2 separate regions of the Homo sapiens genome follow, and region 1 is linked to region 2. A link is an interaction called in ENCODE POLR2A ChIA-PET data of the cell type or tissue named here. Cell type or tissue: GM12878. All regions are shown on one strand. Links, peaks and the distances in the headings refer to the core of each region. The heading gives the core; the rest is flanking DNA. Region 1 overlaps KCNK1 (potassium two pore domain channel subfamily K member 1). Region 2 overlaps TARBP1 (tRNA guanosine 2 -O-methyltransferase TARBP1).

The links. ChIA-PET counts read pairs that join two places held together with the same protein. Peaks named below come from ENCODE experiments on the same cell type or tissue, not always from the same donor. Only the 100,000 strongest peaks of a DNase experiment are listed, where the experiment ranks them.
Region 1: POLR2A ChIA-PET joins it to region 2 with 6 read pairs; 1 of 35 experiments calls an interaction of 5 or more read pairs at or near these places.

What each region holds. Positions count from the first base shown.
Region 1 is chr1:233,637,930-233,642,322 of GRCh38, forward strand. The region is part of intron 1 of KCNK1 (potassium two pore domain channel subfamily K member 1); the gene reads left to right. Among named protein-coding and RNA genes, the nearest start is that of MIR4427, 16 kb to the left of the region's middle. In GM12878, for the core only: no CTCF peak of the experiment used is centred there; a DNase peak (open chromatin) is centred at 1,858; H3K27ac peaks cover 374 bases.
Region 2 is chr1:234,471,316-234,475,708 of GRCh38, forward strand. It overlaps TARBP1 (tRNA guanosine 2 -O-methyltransferase TARBP1), which reads right to left. Exons shown (of 30, transcript NM_005646.4): 2 at 1,399-1,496. Among named protein-coding and RNA genes, the nearest start is that of TARBP1, 5.7 kb to the right of the region's middle. In GM12878, for the core only: no CTCF peak of the experiment used is centred there; a DNase peak (open chromatin) is centred at 1,975; H3K4me3 peaks cover 1,397 bases; H3K27ac peaks cover 2,603 bases.

The DNA of each region.
Region 1 (4,393 bases), core at 110-4,109, 830 kb before region 2:
TAATATTTACTATTTATCATGCAATTTATAGAAATGAATGCTTGACAATGTCGTGGGCTGTGGAAAAATGAAAAAAAAAAACACAGGGTTGTCCTCTCCTGCTTCTGTTATATTTATTTTTGTTATGTTGTTTATCCAAAGGGGGCATTGATTATAACAGTTAGTAAAATACTGGTGTGGCTATTCACCTTTGTTAGCTTATATGTCTTAAGTGGTACAAACAAAGCCAAGTAAGTGTCTGATGTGAGATCCTTAAAACCGGGAGGCCTGGGTGCTCCTTCTTCCCCTGACTCCAGTATTCCTGCCCTGGACAGTGAGCCCACCTGAAGCTCTTTCCTGAGGTCCCACAAAGAAGGGTCTGATGGTTTTATCAGGAAAAAAATAATTAATTTTTTAAAATTTTAAATGGAAAAAATTAAATTAGTTAAAAATTAAAAATGGCTCTTTTCCTTGTTTCTCTTGTTTTTTGATGACCAATACCTAAAAAAGAGAGAAAAAAAAAAAAGAATGAAATTGTCAACTCAAGAAATGAGGGTTTTGCAGAAGGGAGAATGTTTTTCTTCCCCAGGCCTGATTGGACTGGAGCACTGCAGGGTAAACTGTGCTCTGCAGCAGCTTTGTGAAGCAAATCGTTGACCGATTGTGGAGGCTGCAGAGCAGTGATGGCCACGGTGACGCCAGCCTCAGGGCCTCCCCTTGAGGAGGCTCCCTGGGCCATCCTTTTGGGGCTGAGTGGCCATATTGCACAGGTGCAGGGCTGTGGGGAGCCAACCGAGGACACACAGCATGTGATGAGCACTCCAGCTCTGCATCCATGGGCTCGATGACTAAGTGAGGCCATCCATGTGCAGGGAAACGTTTTATGCCAGAGAGTAATATTTTTGGAAAGGGAGGAACTCATATGATTCTGCTGAGCAGCTTGTTCTTCCTACATTTGGCTCTGTGGGGTAGTGTGTATGTCTGGAAGTGGCAGTTACATGTTTCCCACTACCTCGGGGTAAATGTCCACAAAAAAATAACACTCACTGTTTGGGAAAATTAAAAAATAAGCCTAGGGATGATTAGGTTCCTCTGATCCAAGTCTTTGGAAGTCTTCTCTCCACATTTGTGCACCCATGTGTGGGTTTGTCCTGGCTGATGGGCTCCAGTCCTAACACACCCAAAAAACAGATGAATATATAGGGCTTGAGTTTTTCACTCATATGATCCTGAATTAGGACAAAGTCCAAAGAAGGGGCTAACTGACCTCACACAGTACTTGTTCTCCTTTTTCTTTCTTATATAGCATATTTTTAACCACTCATTTGGCCCCTAATATCCTGTTTTGCATTTTTAAATGTTCTTTGCTTTTTGACTCTACAAGTATATTTTTCATAAGACAAGAACATGGATCTAGTCCTGTGTTTCTTTGAAGAATCTGCAACATTTCAAATAGTTGGATAAATAGTAGATATGTCATAGGGATGTGAATATCAGAACCAAAGTGTATTCCTGTGTATTTTGATTAGATATGAGAAGGGTTGATTTTCTGACTTTTATGTTGCCTAATTGAATCCATTTTTCCCATAAGCAGCACCTTCTTTTTCACTTCTAAGCGTCCTTCTCATTTATCTGGCAAGAGTATTTAAACTAGAAGAATCCTAACGTCTGACAAAGCATTGAACATTCTTTCTATATTTGTGTCAAATACTTGATTCTCTTTCTTGTTAATATCATAAGGGAGAGAGTTGATGCTTCTTAAGCTGTTCAATTACAAAAAAAACAACAAAGAAAACCACACAACTGTGAGGCAATTGGTCATCTCGTGAACGTGGCATTGTGGTTTGCATGTTTGCTCATTTTTGCTTTTGTACTCCTGGCATTTATCCGGAGAGCTCCTTCCTGCAGAGTGCCTGAATGCTGGTTCCTTCTTACACATGAGCCACGTCAGAACACACCTGGTGGGACTCCTCTGTGGGGCTCTTCCCATGCCTGTTTCCTGCTCTGGGCAGTTGGTGGTCTGGGGCATTGGGACATATAGAAAAGAAGCTGAGGAGGAAAGGCGTTGTTGCTATTACTTCAATATTCTCATTTTTCAAGTGAGGATTTACAAAGGGGACTGTAAGCTTTCCATCCGAAGAGAGGTCTGAGGTAAGAATTCTTTTCTCCAAATGAGAAAGACTGGAATCCCACCAGGTGTGTGGGAAGCTGCAGTGAGAAAACCAAATAATCCTGGTTTGAAGAGTTAAATATTCTTGGTAACATTTGAATAAATTGGAAACATATTCCTCTGAGAATTTTTTTTTTGCACCATAGATAGTTTCTAAAAGGCGTGGAAACATTTATAAGAAATACCAATTATGCAGTGTTGGTGTCAGTGTGGACTTAACTGCCGAGACTGACTTATTGCCAGGTGGGCAGGTGAAGTAATAAAGAAATAATTGGAATTCTTATTGCTGAACTCTAAAGGACTCTCAGGAAACCTAACCTTGCTTTTGACCTACTGATTAGCTTGAATTCAGCGGACTCATTATATTCTAATTTCATCTCCATTGAAAGATAAAACAGACTTAGAAGTAATTAATTATAGTTAGATATTAATGATCAAGTGAATTGACTTCAAAAGTCATTTTCATGTGAACTGATTTCCCTGTGATGGAACTTTGGTAACATTTTACATTTGTATTTTTAATCTCTTAAGTAAGTACTCCTGTAAATTGTTCCAAAAGAAGTGGTTTTCTGGGATAACGTAGAGAATGAAGGTCAGGTCTGGCTCTTGTGCTATGGTTCTGCTTTTCTCTCTCTCTTTCTTTTTTAGACAGGGTCTCGTTGTGTCGCCAGACTGGAGTGCAGTAGCTCAATCTCAGCTCACTACAGCCTCCACCTCCCAGGTTCAAGTGATTCTCAGGCCTCGGCCTCCCATGTAGCTAAGATTAAAGCCTTGTGCCACCACACCCAACTAATTGTTGTGTTTTTAGTAGAAACGGGGTTTTGCCATGTTGGCCAGGCTGGTCTTGAACTCCTGAGCTCAGGTGATCCACCCGCCTTGGCCTCCCAGAGTGCTGGGATTATAGGTGTGAGCCACACTGTCCCTGGCCAACAGGCTCTACTTTTCTCATAGGCGATGCCCGAGGGTGTCGGTCTAAATTGGCATCTCTCTTAAAATCTAGTGAGTTTATCCTGAGATGGTAAGTTTCTTCAGCAAATAAATGGAAGCACAAACAAGCCGGAAGACTTTCTATGTAGGACACTCTGTAGGTCCTTAGAGTATGGCTCTCACCAGGTGTTTTCACTCTACTTTCTGCCTGTCGGAGGGCTGAGTCACAATGAAGAATCTTCAGCCAGAGCACACCACCTTCTAATTAAAGTGCTGCTTTCCTCTATATTTTGAGTCCTCTCAAATTTCATAGGCTTCTACAAGCTTGCTCCATGCAGAGCCCTATGCCAGGGTTTCAGGGTTAGAGATACAGATAGACTCAGTAATCAAGCAGCTCGTATCTTAGAGAAACATCTAAACTGATTATTGTAATACAAGTGATGTACAATTAAGATTGCTTGCAGCTGCAGTAAACAAAAATCCCAATTTATAATGGCTTAAATTTATAGGAGGGACACGTAAATGTTCTCACACTGTAAGGTCTGGCAGTAAGCGGATGGGGTGTTATATCCCCACTTAACACGGCAGGGTCCTGTTGGCACTTCCTGGCTTGCCATTCCTTCTTCCTGTGCTGGGGTCAGGGAGGAAATGGAATTTCTCCTCAACCCTCATAAGTTCATAAGTTGATGAGACAGATCCCTGTAACAAAAGATAGATTAACAAGAGAAAAACAAGCAAGTTTATTAACACAAGCAGTGCATGTCCCATGAGAGAAACCTCATGAATGGTAACTCAAAGCAGTGGCTTAGATAGCATCTTCAACAAAGAACAACAAATTCAAGGCAAGTGACAGGACAAAGGAAAAGGATTTTGAGTGTCTGCAGGGAGCCGCTTGGGCAGCAGATGAACAAATGGCAGGGCAGATAAAAATTAGTGAATAAAATTTGTTGATATCAGTTCCTCTGGTGTCATCTCAAGTTTGATGAGGGTCAAAGCTGTCTTCAGTGGTTAGCTTTTGGTGGAGAGGTGGGCAGGATACCTTATGTGTTTGTCAATCATCTGTCTCCTGTTTTTAGGCAAACAGAGGGAGGGCAGAGAGCTCCCCTGCGTCTTCTTCATTGTCTTCAGCTCAGCAATTTTTCCTGCTTTTGGGGAGTCATGTTCTGGTCTCTCACTCTAGGTTTGACCTCATGCTAGTCACTCTACCTCATGAGATGCCTGCTCAGCTGCAGATGTGTTGTTTGTGTTAAAGGCAAGAAGAAACAAAGATTCCCCCAAACCAACTTCCCTCCAGGTTTCCACTTCTATCTCATCAGC
Region 2 (4,393 bases), core at 322-4,321:
CAATTTTCATCTCTTTATTTCACAGTAGCTCTTCTGTTTCTACAAAACATATGTAGAAAGAGCCTGATTTATCCAGTTTTTCAAACAATAGTATGATTCAGGTATGTAAGACTGAGTATGGCAAAGCTAATGAATATAACCACATTACAGCTACATTAAAGTCTACCATTTATACAGTGATTATCATAAATCATGTCATAGAATCCTCAACTGTCCTGGCAGGCAGGTAGGACTGCCAATACTAAGATATTACAAAGAGAAAAAAGACACTGAAATGTTTTCTCTAGTCACTCAAGTTGTTCATGGCTGCACACGCTTAGAACGGCCAGTTCGGAGTTCCATGTTCTTAATACCACATAGCCAAAGTTGCTGACACGTTTGCTTGAGATTAATTTACATATCCTTCAAAATATGGATAAATTTGGGTTTCTAAATAAATAATGGGGGTTTTATGGATCTACTGATTAAAGAAAACCATAAAAGTTAATTTGAATTTAGAAATGCTTTTTCTTTACTCCTCATCCTTGCATCTATATATATTTAGCACATATAAGTAATTATTTAAGTCCACAAACAAGGTTTGGTGCACATTTGGATTGACACCTCACAATGACTCCACAGATGGCTGGCACCTCTGTGGTCCCCAACTTGCAGAATGGAAACCATGGTTCTCAAAGTGTAGTTCCCAGAACAGCAGCATACATATCACCTGGGAACTTGTAAAAAACTCAAAAGTCCTGGACGGGTGCGGTGGCTCACGCCTGTAATCCCAGCACTTTGGGAGGCCAAGGCGGGTGGATTACTTGAGGTCAGGAGTGCAAGACCAGCCTGGCCAACATGGTGGAACCCCATCTCTACTAAAAATACAAAAATTAGCCAGTGTCGTGGCTGTAGTCCCAGCTACTTGGGAGGCTGAGGCAGGAGAATCACTTGAACCCAGGAGGCGGATGTTGCAGTGAGCTGAGATCGTGCCACTGAACCCCAGCCTGGGCGAGAGAGCAAGACTCTGTCTCCAAAAAAAAAAAAAAAAAAAAAAAAAAAACTCAAAAGTCCCAGGCCCCACCCCGACCTACTGAACCAGAAAGTCTGAGGACAGGGCATGGCAATTTATACTTTATAATAAGCCATTTGGGTGATACTGATACTGATAAACGTTAAAGTTTTAGAATGGCAAGGGAAGATCAAATTTTTGAATAATTTGTCAACTGAAAGTATTCTTTAACTTCCTGAAACAACTTACACTCTAAGTTGCATTTATGCCAGACAACAAAGTATACTTGGATTCTATCATCACCAGCTATATCTGAGTTAGTCTCTTTGTATCGCTTTTAATGAATGTTTTTAAAAAAGAAAAATTGTTATCTACTGTAGGATTTGCTAAAATAGAAAAACACTTACCTGATTTCCTTCTAAAGTCTCCATAATTAAAATATAATTTTCCCAAAACTTTAGAAGCTCATCTTTTTTCCTCTCAGACCACCAAAACAGACTTGGGCCTGATATGGTTTAAAAAAGAAAATTAGTTCTTCCTTTTGCAAATTTCATAAGTTTCTCAATGACAGCAGTTCTTAAAATAATGCCACTATTACCAAATGGATTCTCTAATAATGGAGGTGCCCCTGTATCAGAGCCTGGATAGGGGGCTTGGGAATCTCAGAGGGAGATTTTTTTTTGCACTAAGATTACTGTTTTGGAGTTCTGGGTAAAAATGGCAGATTTGCACATATAAACTCTACTTTCTCTCCCTAAGAATCTCACTATAACAGTAAAGGATTTTTCAAGGGCAAAACCCCAAAAGAATGGAGAACACTGGGGGCAGACAACAGCAATAAAATACAGAATCTGAAAATCAGATGAAAACCAAGTTGACTCAAGTCATGAGAATTTTAAGTTGACAAAGGGAAAGCCAGGAAACAATTTGATTTATGCTGCAAAATCCCCCGGAACCAAAGGAAGTGGCTGCAAAAGTTACTCTGGTAAGTGGAGTGAAAAGTGAGGCTAAACCAAAGAGGATGTGTTCAGTGTTTAAGAAACAGTCACATCCCCAGGCCACTTTCCTATGTCCTGAACAGGAAAAGACTAGAACTGCTTTTCTGGAGAAGGTAAAATAGTGCGTCTCTGAATTGGGAGGCACAGGACACAGCAGACATTAGTCCTACTGACAAAGGGGATTCAGCGAACATGTGTGCACCCTGGGTGCTGCGACTCCTCTCTACCTGCCCCCTCAGGTCCTAGAATGCTGGCCAGGCCCTCACTATGCATCAGACAACTGGAAGATGTTCTCTGCAGAATCTGGCCAGCCCAGGAGGAAAGATCTGAAAATATATCAGAGATTCCTTAATGAAATGGCTTGGCCAAATCACCTTATGGTGAAGTTCAGTCAACAGCACCACTCATGGGCTTAGAGCTTTAAACCCAATTTTGATTTCTTATCCTTAAACATAAATAGGGATCTAAGAATCATCAGACAGTTGGGGAAACCTCTACACTAAAGATCAAGACCAAAACAAATGGAGTGGGAGGAGGAAATTGGAGAAAACAAAATTACACAGGTAGAAGAAAACTTTTAAAAGAGTTTTCAGCAATATCTTAAGAAGATAGTAGTATTATAAGAACAGGATATTATTAAAAAGGGGACATTCTGACCAGGCTTGGTGGCTCATGCCTGTAATCCCAACACTTTGGGAGGCTGAGGCAGGAGGATTGCTTGAGGCCAGGAGCTTGAGACCAGCCTGGTACAACATAGCAAGACCCTGTCTCTACAAGGAAATTTAAAAAATTATCAGGGCATGGTGGTGCACACCTATCGTCCCAGCTTCTCTGGAGGCTGAGATGAGAGGATCACTTGAGCCCAGTATTTTGAAGTTATAGTGAGCTATAATCACGCCACTGCACCCTAGCCTGGGCAAGAGCGAGGATTTGTCTCTAAAACACACACACACACACACACACACACACACACACACACACACAAAGGGGACATTTAAAAAAAAAAACTCAATCCAAAATCATAGAAAATCCTTAGGAGAGAAAAGATGCTTTCAAGAAAGTCCAGGAAGTTCAATATCTAAAAAAAGAACAGAAAACAGAAAGGGACGAAATAATCCACAGAATATTCTAGAAAATTTCCCAGAACTGAAGAACATGATTTCCAGATTGCACAGGAGGTCCAGCAAGTGCCCAGCACAAGGATGAAAATAGACTCCTATCAAAACTGTGAAATTTCAGAATGCTAGAGCCACTGATCCTACACACTTCCATAGAGAGAAACAGTTCCTGTATAAATAAACAGGATTCAGAATGGTTTCAGATTTCTCAACAGCAATACTGGAAGCTCTAGCTTCTGGGACAATAGATAGATACCTTTAAAATTTTGAATGGAAATATCTTCCAGGCTCGAATTCTACCCTCAGTCAAACCATCAATGAAATATGAGGACAAAATAAAGGCATTTAGATATGTATCGTTTCAGTTGCTCATTAGGACATAGAAAACCATAGGAGATCGTTATTGTCATACAAAGAGGAAAGGCTGAAAAATCTACAAAATCCTAAACTGTTGTGCGGTGGGTGGGGGGAGCATCAGAACTGAGGTCACAATGCAACCTGAATTCTAAAAGGAAGGAAGGCGCTCCAAGAATGGAAAGGCCACTTATCTGTTCTACTTCTGGCACAGGAGCAAGACATGGTCACCCAAAAAGCAGTTTTAAAAATGGCATTTTGACAAGTTTTTAAAGACCAAGGTGGGCTAGCCTCACAGCTTGCTGAGGGAGTCCACATCCATTCACCAGCTCTTTTCTTCAAGCCTGCCCCGGTGCTCTCGAGAGAGACTGTGGCCAGGGCAGGAGATCTTCAGAGGCGCAGGCACCCAGGGCAGCAGGACTAACTAGAGAGGCCCAGCCATGCCCTGCAGGAGTACAAGATGGTGATCAACTGCCAAAACGTGCCTGTCCCCCTGGACCCTTCTCCGACAGGAAGCCAAAGCTGTCTGCCCCTCCCACACTCTCACCCTTGTCCCTGCCTTGATACAAGCAAAAGTTGCCTGCCTCTAGGGCAGGGATAGAACCTGCTCCCTTCACTCGGCACTGACACTAGGCGAATGCATCTTATTCTGTGGAAGGGGAAGCAAACCCCCTACTGCCAGATATCCTGCACTGATACAAAGCTGGTCTGCAGGTGCTGGAGGAGGGCAGGACGCTACACCCAAGACCTACCACAGACACTCACGCAGAATGCAGCTGCCACAGGTTAGGGCCAGGAACCTAAACGCACCCCTAAGTTGGAGGCAACGATTATTGCCACTGGAGAGGGAGCACAGACAGCGAAAGAGCAGGAATGCTGACGCTCAGACACATGGGGCCTAAATACAAGGCTGCAGTGGAAGAAATGAAAAG